Regions from separate parts of the Homo sapiens genome. Here region 2 is linked to region 1. Evidence: read pairs that join two places in POLR2A ChIA-PET (ENCODE). Cell type or tissue: endothelial cell of umbilical vein. All regions are shown on one strand. Each heading gives the region's core, and the rest is flanking DNA. Links, peaks and the distances in the headings are about the cores only.

What was found. Peaks named below come from ENCODE experiments on the same cell type or tissue, not always from the same donor. Only the 100,000 strongest peaks of a DNase experiment are listed, where the experiment ranks them.
Region 2: POLR2A ChIA-PET joins it to region 1 with 5 read pairs; 8 of 35 experiments call an interaction of 5 or more read pairs at or near these places.

What each region holds. Positions count from the first base shown.
Region 1 is chr19:19,415,042-19,419,424 of GRCh38, reverse strand. The region is part of intron 1 of GATAD2A (GATA zinc finger domain containing 2A); the gene reads right to left. Among named protein-coding and RNA genes, the nearest start is that of GATAD2A, 12 kb to the right of the region's middle. In endothelial cell of umbilical vein, for the core only: no CTCF peak of the experiment used is centred there; no DNase peak of the experiment used is centred there.
Region 2 is chr19:19,326,897-19,331,279 of GRCh38, reverse strand. All of the region lies in intron 1 of MAU2 (MAU2 sister chromatid cohesion factor), which reads right to left. Among named protein-coding and RNA genes, the nearest start is that of MAU2, 8.3 kb to the right of the region's middle. In endothelial cell of umbilical vein, for the core only: no CTCF peak of the experiment used is centred there; a DNase peak (open chromatin) is centred at 1,979; H3K27ac peaks cover 985 bases.

The sequences.
Region 1 (4,383 bases), core at 211-4,210:
CAGGACTGAGCCCAGCTGTAGAAGGCATGGAAACCCTCAGAGTTCCATGGGCAGGAACAGCCACCTGGCCTCTGAGTCCCTGTCTGCCAGTGTACGAGATGCAGGAAGGGGCTGGAAGGATCGACAAATACTACCCGGCCTGGGTCATAAACTAGGACCAATTCTCATCTTCATTTTCATTGTGACACACATGCATGCCAACTACATGCTTAGGGCACCACAGGAGCAAGCCAGGGTCCCTCGACAGGGAGTGTGTGCAGACATCCCTTCCTCCTTCCACCGAGTGCTCACACATGTGAGGCAATGAGCAGAGCAGGCACAGACCAGGGGGAGGGGACGGGTTCCCTGGCCACTGAATTCAAGGATGGTGGAGGGTACAGGCCCTGAGAGACAGCCCAGGCCCAGCTAGGAGGCCTTTTGGAGTGGGCAGTAGCCAGAGTACATCCCAGCCCACTCCCACCTAACTCATCTGATACTTCACTTCCACCCCAAAATGACCCTGTTTGGGTCTTGGTGATTACTAGTCAGATACCAAGTCATTTTTACCCAAGTGGCAAATCCCCAGGGCTCTTTTCCTTCCGGCGACCACAACCCCTCCCCACTCTCAAAACCAGTGTCACAGCGGGACACCCACCTGTCTTCTCCCCCAAACTCTGCCAAAAGAGCTAGAATCTGAAAACATTTGAGCAGTGCATGAAACAAGGAAACTTCCTAAAACCAGCAAGCAGCAGCTGTTAGAATAATTCATGTGGTTGTTTCAGAGACGTGTCTTAATCGCTCTGGGTCTTTCTGGAAAAGTGTCCAAAACCTCAAGCTGGAAAATCCTCAGAAATCTAGAAAATGTGGGTTCCCAACCAGCTCCCAGGGCTCTGGGTTCACACTGAGCCTCTTCCCGATACCTCCAACTGCTACAAAGATCTTTCTCAGGCTAAGTCAAGTCTGTGTTCCTCGAACTTCCATCCATCTGCTGCTATTTCATTCATAGGAACAGAGCAGAACAAACTTTTCCAATGTATGGAGATGGTCCCTTGGATATTTCATTCTTTCAACTATTACTTGTCACACTTTCACCTAACACAAAGCACTACAGTTTGGAGAGGGGGACACACGAGGACGGATCAAATTCTACACCTGCCCCTGGAGCTGGCCAGTCAGATGGGGTCAGAGAGCCATGCTCTCTTCATTCATGAAGGTCCTGATGGTCACATGGGGCCTCCACACCTCACCCACTGCATCCTCGGCCATCACAGCTGACAATGACTGCCCAGGGCCAATACCCAGCTGTCCCAGAGCACCCTCCAGGACCTAGCTCACTACCCCTAAAACCAAAGATCCACAATCTGAGGGCCTATGTCACCCTCCAGTCGTCATTCAGCTGCCACTGCTACGACACCGCTCCTGCCCGCCCTTTAGCTGAGTGCCCCAGATGTCTGCATCATGACACCCTGCCCTGTTTCCCCCACGAGGCTCTAAGACCCCGGAAGGCAGGAATCTCCCTCACAACCAGACACCCCTGGGGCTCAGCACTGGTCGAGCAGGGAAGGCACTCCAACAGTTGTCAAACAGATGAACTGTCCTCAGCCCTTGGTATCCAGTTAATCCCTACCCAATCTTCCTGCAGTGTCTCTGGCACCTGTCCCTGCTTTTTATTCCGTCAGGCAAATCCAAGGCCATATTAGCTCATGCCTGCCTTTTATCAATGGCCTTTCTTCTGCCCAATTCAAGTCGATATTGTCATGCTCAGAAACCTCTGAGGGCTCTCCATATTTTGAGAGTGAAGTATGAACAGTCTCCTGTTTCAGGACATCAACAATAACCACAGCAACCTGTGCTTTCGCCCTTAGTTCCCAGTATGACTTTCCATAAATCCTGAGGTCCAGGAGGGTGAATGGCCAACTCCACCCCCCGCACCCAACACTCCTCTAGTGCAGCGTGCAGAGGAACCCCTTCTCCACAGGAGCTGTGGATACCCTGAGACTGAGAGAGCCAAGAAAAATCATCTCTCTTCTCAGAATAGTGGGTGGGGGGGTAATCAGATGCCCCATCTTTTTCAGCTTCTGCCATGTAGTAAGAATTCTAAGTGTGGAAGACACTGGAGTAAGATGAGGCTATTCTCAGCCTAAGGAGCTGGTCAAGGGCAGGGGCCACTTACCCACAAGGACGTCTGCACCCCTGTCACTCATCCCAGCCCACCAACTAAGAAGCTCTGCTTAGAGAATCCTACAGCCAGCAACACATCTCCTACACCAGTCACTTCACTGTGTGGTGATGCAAAGCCCAGCTGCATTTCATTCCACAGGGTATCTGCCGAAGCAGCTTAAGCTCTAAAATGTCAACGGATTAACTTTAAAAAATAAGTTTTAGGCCGGGCACGGTGGCTCACACCTGTAATCCCAGCACTTTGGGAGGCCGAGGCAGGCAGATTACCAGAGGTCAGAAGTTCGAGACCAGCCTGGCCAACATGGTGAAACCCTGTCTCTACTAAAAATACAAAAATTAGCCAGGCATGGTGGTGCATGCCTGTAATCCCAGCTACTTGGGAGGTTGAGGCAGGAGAATCGCTTGGACCCTGGAGACAAGGTTGCAGTGAGCCAAGATAGAGCCATTGCACTCTGGCCTGGGCAACAAGAGCGAAACTCCGCCTCAAAACAAAAAAAAAGTTTAAAAAAAAAAACAACCAAGAGTAGTTTACAAACTCAGAAGACTGGCTAAACAGCTCAAAACTACTCCAATTTTTCCAAGCAATTTAAGTATTCTTTTCCCTAATGCAATAAACCAAGGCAACAGAGTAGAGCAGCTCCCTTCATCTTAAACTTCATAGAAGGTGAGTGTAAGATTCTGAGCTGCTCACTCAATGCTGAGCTCCTTCCCCAGGTAGCCACTGTCCACTTCTGCTGCCTTTTGCAATAGGGTCACCTGATCTCATCTCTGGAAAGTAAGAGTAACCCCCTCTGTATTTCCCAAGGGAGTGAGCAAGCCTGCCTGGTGCCAGCATCAGGAAAGGCCTTCAGTCCAGTCTTGAGCCAAGATCCTGGGGCCTTCCGGAACCTGCCACCACCCCCACCCCAAATCATCTCTCATCTGAACAAAACATGTTCAATTTCCTTAACCAGGTCTCATCCAGCATCCTTGGCAGTGTTAAGGCCCTCGCTCTTGCCCGGGACTAACACAGTCAACCACTGGAGCCCAGTGCAGGACCTGATATTTAGTTGGCTCCTCCCATTTCCATGTGCTCCTTTTTTGTATCTTTAAATGGTCACCCACATATCACTTGAAGGATGTCTACAAATTAAGTGCAATTACATCTTATAATAGATGGGGACCTGTAATCCCAGTGCTTTAGGAGACTAAGGTGGGAGGATGGCTTAAGTCCAGGAGGTCGAGGCTATAGTGATTGTGATCATGAGCCTCTGCACTCTAGCCTGGGTGACAGAGCAAAACCATGTCTCTTGGGGGGGAAAAAAAACCATACAGGGAAAAGTAGTTTTATGCTCTTAAAATGTAAAGTCGGCCGGGCGTGGTGGCTCATGCCTGCAATTCCAACTTTGGGGGAGGCCAAGGTGGGTGGATCACGAGGTCAAGGGATCAAGACCATCCTGGCCAACATGGTGATACCCTGTCTCTACCAAAAATACAAAAATTAGCTAGGCGTGGTGGCATGTGCCTGTAGTCCCAGCTACTTGGGAGGCTGAGGCAGGAGAATTGCTTGAACCGAGGAAGCAGAAGTTGCAGTGAGCCAAGAACATGCCACTGCCCTCCAGCCTGGTGACAAAGTGAGACTGTCTCAAAAAAAAAAAAAAAAAAAATATTAGCCCGGCATGGTGGCGCACGCCTGTAATCGCAGCTACTTGGGAGGCTGGGGCAGGAGAATCGCTTGAATCTGGGAAGCGGAGGTTACAGTGAGCCAAGATTGTGCCACTGCATTCCAGCCTGGGCAACAGAGTGAGACTCCATCTCCAAAAAAAAAAAAGGCTGGGCGTGGTGGCTCACGTCTGTAATCCCAGGGCTTTGGGAGGCCAAAGCGGGCAGATCACCTGAAGTCGCGAGTTCAAGACCAGCCTGACCAACATGGAGAAGAAACCCTGTCTCTACTAAAAATACAAAATTAGCTGGGTATGGTGACACATGCCTGTAATCCCAGCTACTCGGGAAGCTGAGGCAGGTGAATTGTTTGAACCCAGGAGGCGGAGGTTGCAGTGAGCTGAGATCATGCCATTGCACTCTAGCCTGGGCAACAAGAGCAAAACTCCGTCTAAAAAACATAAAAAAAAAAAAAGTAAAGACATCACCTACTCAACACTACTACAGTTTTTTGGGGTTTTTTTGGGGGGAGGGGGGCGGGGGCAGGTCTCACTATGTTGTCCAGGCCAATCTCAAACTCCT
Region 2 (4,383 bases), core at 301-4,300, 88 kb after region 1:
TATCTGCCTGCCTCGGCCTCCCAAAGTGCTGGGATTACAGGTGTGAGCCACCGTGCCCGGGTGTTTTTTTTTTTTAACTTTGTAATGCTAAAAAGTAGCTTTTATGTTTCCTTCCTTATGATAGCAAAGCAGCCAAAGTGAGAGGCTGCAGGGAGCAGGGCAAGGAGGTGACTGTCTCCATCAGCAGCCCCTGGGGTCACCTTAGGGTTCTCAGGGAAAGCAAGAGAGGGTTGCAACAGGGCCAACAGGTTTCAAGTGGGGTGGAAGGGTCCAGACCAGCACAGCTCTGGTGCCTGGAGGATTCAGTCCAGGGCTGAGTGTTTCAAGGCTTCTTATTCCTTAAAACCAAAGTAACTTTTAAAAAAAAGGCTTTTTTTGATTGTAGTTTTTAGACATGGTATCCCTCTGCCACCCAGGGGGAGTGCAGTGGTCCTCACTGTAACCTCAAACTCCTGGGCTCAAGAGATCCTCCTGGCTCGGTCTCCCAAGTAGCTGGGACTACAGGTGCATCTCACCAGGTCCTACTAATTTTGTTTTTTGAGATGAATTTTCGCTCTTGCTGCCCAGGCTGGAGTGCAATGGTGTGATCTTGGCTCATGGCACCCTCCGGCTCCCGGGTTCAAGCGATTCTCCTGCCTCAGCCTCCCGAGTAGCTGGGATTACAGGCATGCGCCATCACGCCTGGCTAATTTTGTATTTTCAGTAGAGACGGGGTTTCTCTATGTTGGTCAGGCAGGTCTCGAACTCCTGACCTCAGGTGATGCACCCGCCTTGGCCTCCCAAAGTGCTGGGATTACAGGCGTGAGCCATGGCGCCTGGCAGGCCCAACTAATTGTTTTACTTTTTTGTAGAGATGGGGGTCTCGCTATCTTGCCCAGGCTGGTCTCAAACTCCTGGGCTCAGGAGATACTACCACCTCAGCCTCCCAAAGTGCCGGGATTACAGGCGTGAGCCACCATGCCTGGCCTGTTGTTGTTTTGTTTTTATAAGAGACAGGGTTGGCTGGGAGCAATGGCTCACGCCTGTAATCCTGGCACTTTGGGAGGCCAAGACAGGTGGACTGCTTGAGCTCAGGAGTTTGAGACCAACCTGGGCAACATGGCAAAACCCCATCTCTACAAAATATACAAAAATTAGCTGGGCATGGTGGTGTGTGCCTGTCACATCAGCTACTCTGGAAGCTGAGGCAAAAGAACCACATGAGCCCAGGAGGCAGAAGTGGCAGGGAGCTAAGATTGCGCCACTGCACTCCAGCCTGGGTGACAGAGTGAGACTTTATCTCAAAAAAATAAAAAATAAATAAATAAATAAATAAATAAATAATTAAAAAGACAGGGTTTTTGTCACCCAGGCCGGAATGCAGTGGTGCAATCATGGCTCACTGTAACCTTGAATTCTCAGGCTCAAGCACTCCTCCTACTTCAGCCTCCCAAGTAGCTGGGACTATAGGCATGTGTGGCTAATTTTTCAATTTTTTTTTTTTTTTAAGAGACAGGGTCTGGCTATGTTGCCCAGGCTGGTCTCAAACTCCTCCCGCCTTAGCCTCCCAAAGTGCTAGGATAACAGGCATGAGCCACCATGCCTGGCTCAAAATCATTTTTTTTTTAAACTACCCTATTGCTTGCAACACCTCTGGGATGGAAGCACAGCATTTAGCAGCTTCCCTGGCCTCTTGCTGCTGTGTGACTGTGGCTAAGCACATTCTCCTGCAGTGGCTGGGTGTCATCACAGGTGAGTCTGAGGTGGGCCTTACCCTGTTAATTTGTTGAGGATCCAGGGAGACCTTGCTCTGTGAAGCACCAATGCAGGGCCTGGCATGTAGTAGGTGCCAATGATGCTATAGTAACTGGCAATCAGGAAGTAGAAGAACCGGGGTGGGAGAGGAAGGGACCAGCTGGTAGAACCGTGAGGTGATGGTTCCTAAACAGATTTCACATCCTGAAGTCAGAGGTGACTCAAGAGTGAGAGGGAAGGAAATAGAAACAAAAACAGGAGGAAGCACAGATCACTTCATGAAACTGCGTAACGGCCAGCTCTGCACAAGTCTCTGCTCCCTGCAGATGGGACACGGAATTTAGCAGGACACAGTTGTGATCCTGAAGAATGAAAGAACTGCTTACGCTGGGCCTGATGAGGAGAGGCTCAGAACCTAGCCCTGTTGGGTCTTAAGAGAAAAGGAAGCATTTAATCACTTGCTGAGAAAGTGAACCATAGATGCTCAGGCTAAACCTGGATGCAGAATTAAGTATCTGACCAGCACAGTCTGGAGCTGCTTTCTAAGTCAGATGAGCAAAACCACCATTAAAAAGCAGCCCTGTTCCAACCACAGAGAAAGCACGCATGGCATTGACACAGAGAAAGCAAGCATGGCATACGCAGTCAGAAAACACCACTGTTCAAAGAATGACTGCCTGGATTATAGAAAATAGTAAGTTCTTCCAGAGAGGCGGCATTTAGTCCTGGGTGGCTTTCAAACCAGGAAAACCTAAGAATGATGGTGCACTTCCCAGGCCAAGGGATAAAAGGGACTGTGATCAGAAGTAAGAAAGTTAAAGGGGTGGCTGGGCGCGGTGGCTCACGCCTGTAATCCCAGCACTTTGGGAGGCTGAGGCGGGCGGATTACGAGGTCAGGAGATCGAAACCATCCTGGCTAACATGGTGAAACCCCGTCTCTACTAAAATTACAAAAAATTAGCCGGGCATGGTGGTGGGCGCCTGCAGTCCCAGCTACTTGGGAGGCTGAGGCAGGAGAATGGCATGAACCCGGGAGACGGAGCTTGCAGGGAGCCGAGATCACGCCACTGCACTCCAACCTGGGCAACAGAGTGAGACTCTGTCTCAAAAAAAAAAAAAAAAGTTAAGGGGGAAACGGATATGCAGGTACATTCTCTTGATTCAACAGCAGATGTCCAAATGACCAAGATGGATCTGTCTGCTTAAAAGACAGGTGGGAAAATAAGAAAAAAGCCATAGGGCCTGGAAGAGAGGAGAAGAATGAAAACTTACAGGGATGGGTGTACAGCAAGAAGAGAGAGAACAAGAGGAAAGCAAAATATAGAAGAACACAACCTGTCAGAATCTGCAGAAATGGCATTGCAAAATTTTTTTTTTTTTTTTTTTGAGACAGGGTCTCTCTCTGTCACCCAGATTGGACTGCAGTGGCAGGAACACGGCTCACTGATGCCTCGACCTCCTGGGCTCAAGTGATCCTCACGCCTCAGCTTCCCAAGTAGCTAGGACTACAGATGTGAGCCACCACGGGCCCGCTAATTTTCAAATTTTTTGTAGAGACAGGGTAGTGCCCAGGTTGGTCACTGCGAATTCTCTAGCCAAGAAATGTCTAAGTAAAGTGACAATGCTTATAGTCATCAACTATTTACTTAGGGGAGTCCCAGAGCAGCCAAAACACACCCACATCACTGCCAAAACCATACTCAGAGAAGGAAGGCTTTCAGGTAAAGTGTCCTGCCATGCACTGTAACAGCTCCAGAATCTGCTGAGCAGACCCAGGGAACAAGGCGGCCGGCAGGTGTTCTGAGGCCCTACAGAGGCAAGAGTCACCGAGACACCAACTACTGTGACCCCAAAAAAGCTGCTGAGGAGTTCGAGACCAGTGTGGCCAACATAGTGAAACCCCATCTCTAATAAAAGTAGAGGCCGGGCGCAGTGGCTCACGCCTGTAATCCCAGCACTTTGGCAGGTCGAGGCGGGTGGATCATGAGGTCAGGAGATCAAGACCATCCTGGCTAACACGGTGAAACCCCGTCTCTACTAAAAATATAAAAAATTAGCCGGGCGTGGTGGCAGGCGCCTGTAGTTCCAGCTACTCAGGAGGCTGAGGCAGGAGAATGGCATGAACCCAGGAGGCGGAGCTTGCAGTGAGCCGAGATCGCGCCATTGCACTCCAGCCTGGGCGACAGAGCGAGACTCTGTCTCAAAATAAATAAATAAATAAATAAATAAATAAATAAATAAATACAAGTAGAAAAAATTAGCCTGGCATGGTGGCAGGCACCTGTAATCCCAGCTGCTTGGGAGGCTGAGGCAGGAGAATAGTCTGAACCTGAGAGGCAGAGGTTTTAATGAGCTGAGATTGCGCCACTGCACTCCAGCCTGGGCAACAGAGTGAGAGTCCATCTAAAAAAAAAAAAAAAAAAAGCTCCTGGGGAGGCTGTGTGTGGTGGCTCACACCTGTAATCCCAGCACTTTGAGAGGCCAAGGCAGGTGATTGCTTGAGGCCCGGAGTTTAAGACCAGCCTGGGCAACACAGTTAGACCCTAGCTCTATAGAAAATATAAAAATAAATACAATCAAATTTTTAAAAAGTTGCTGAGGAAAGGAAGACATACCCTCTTTGACTCTGATGGGGATTCTTTTTTTAAA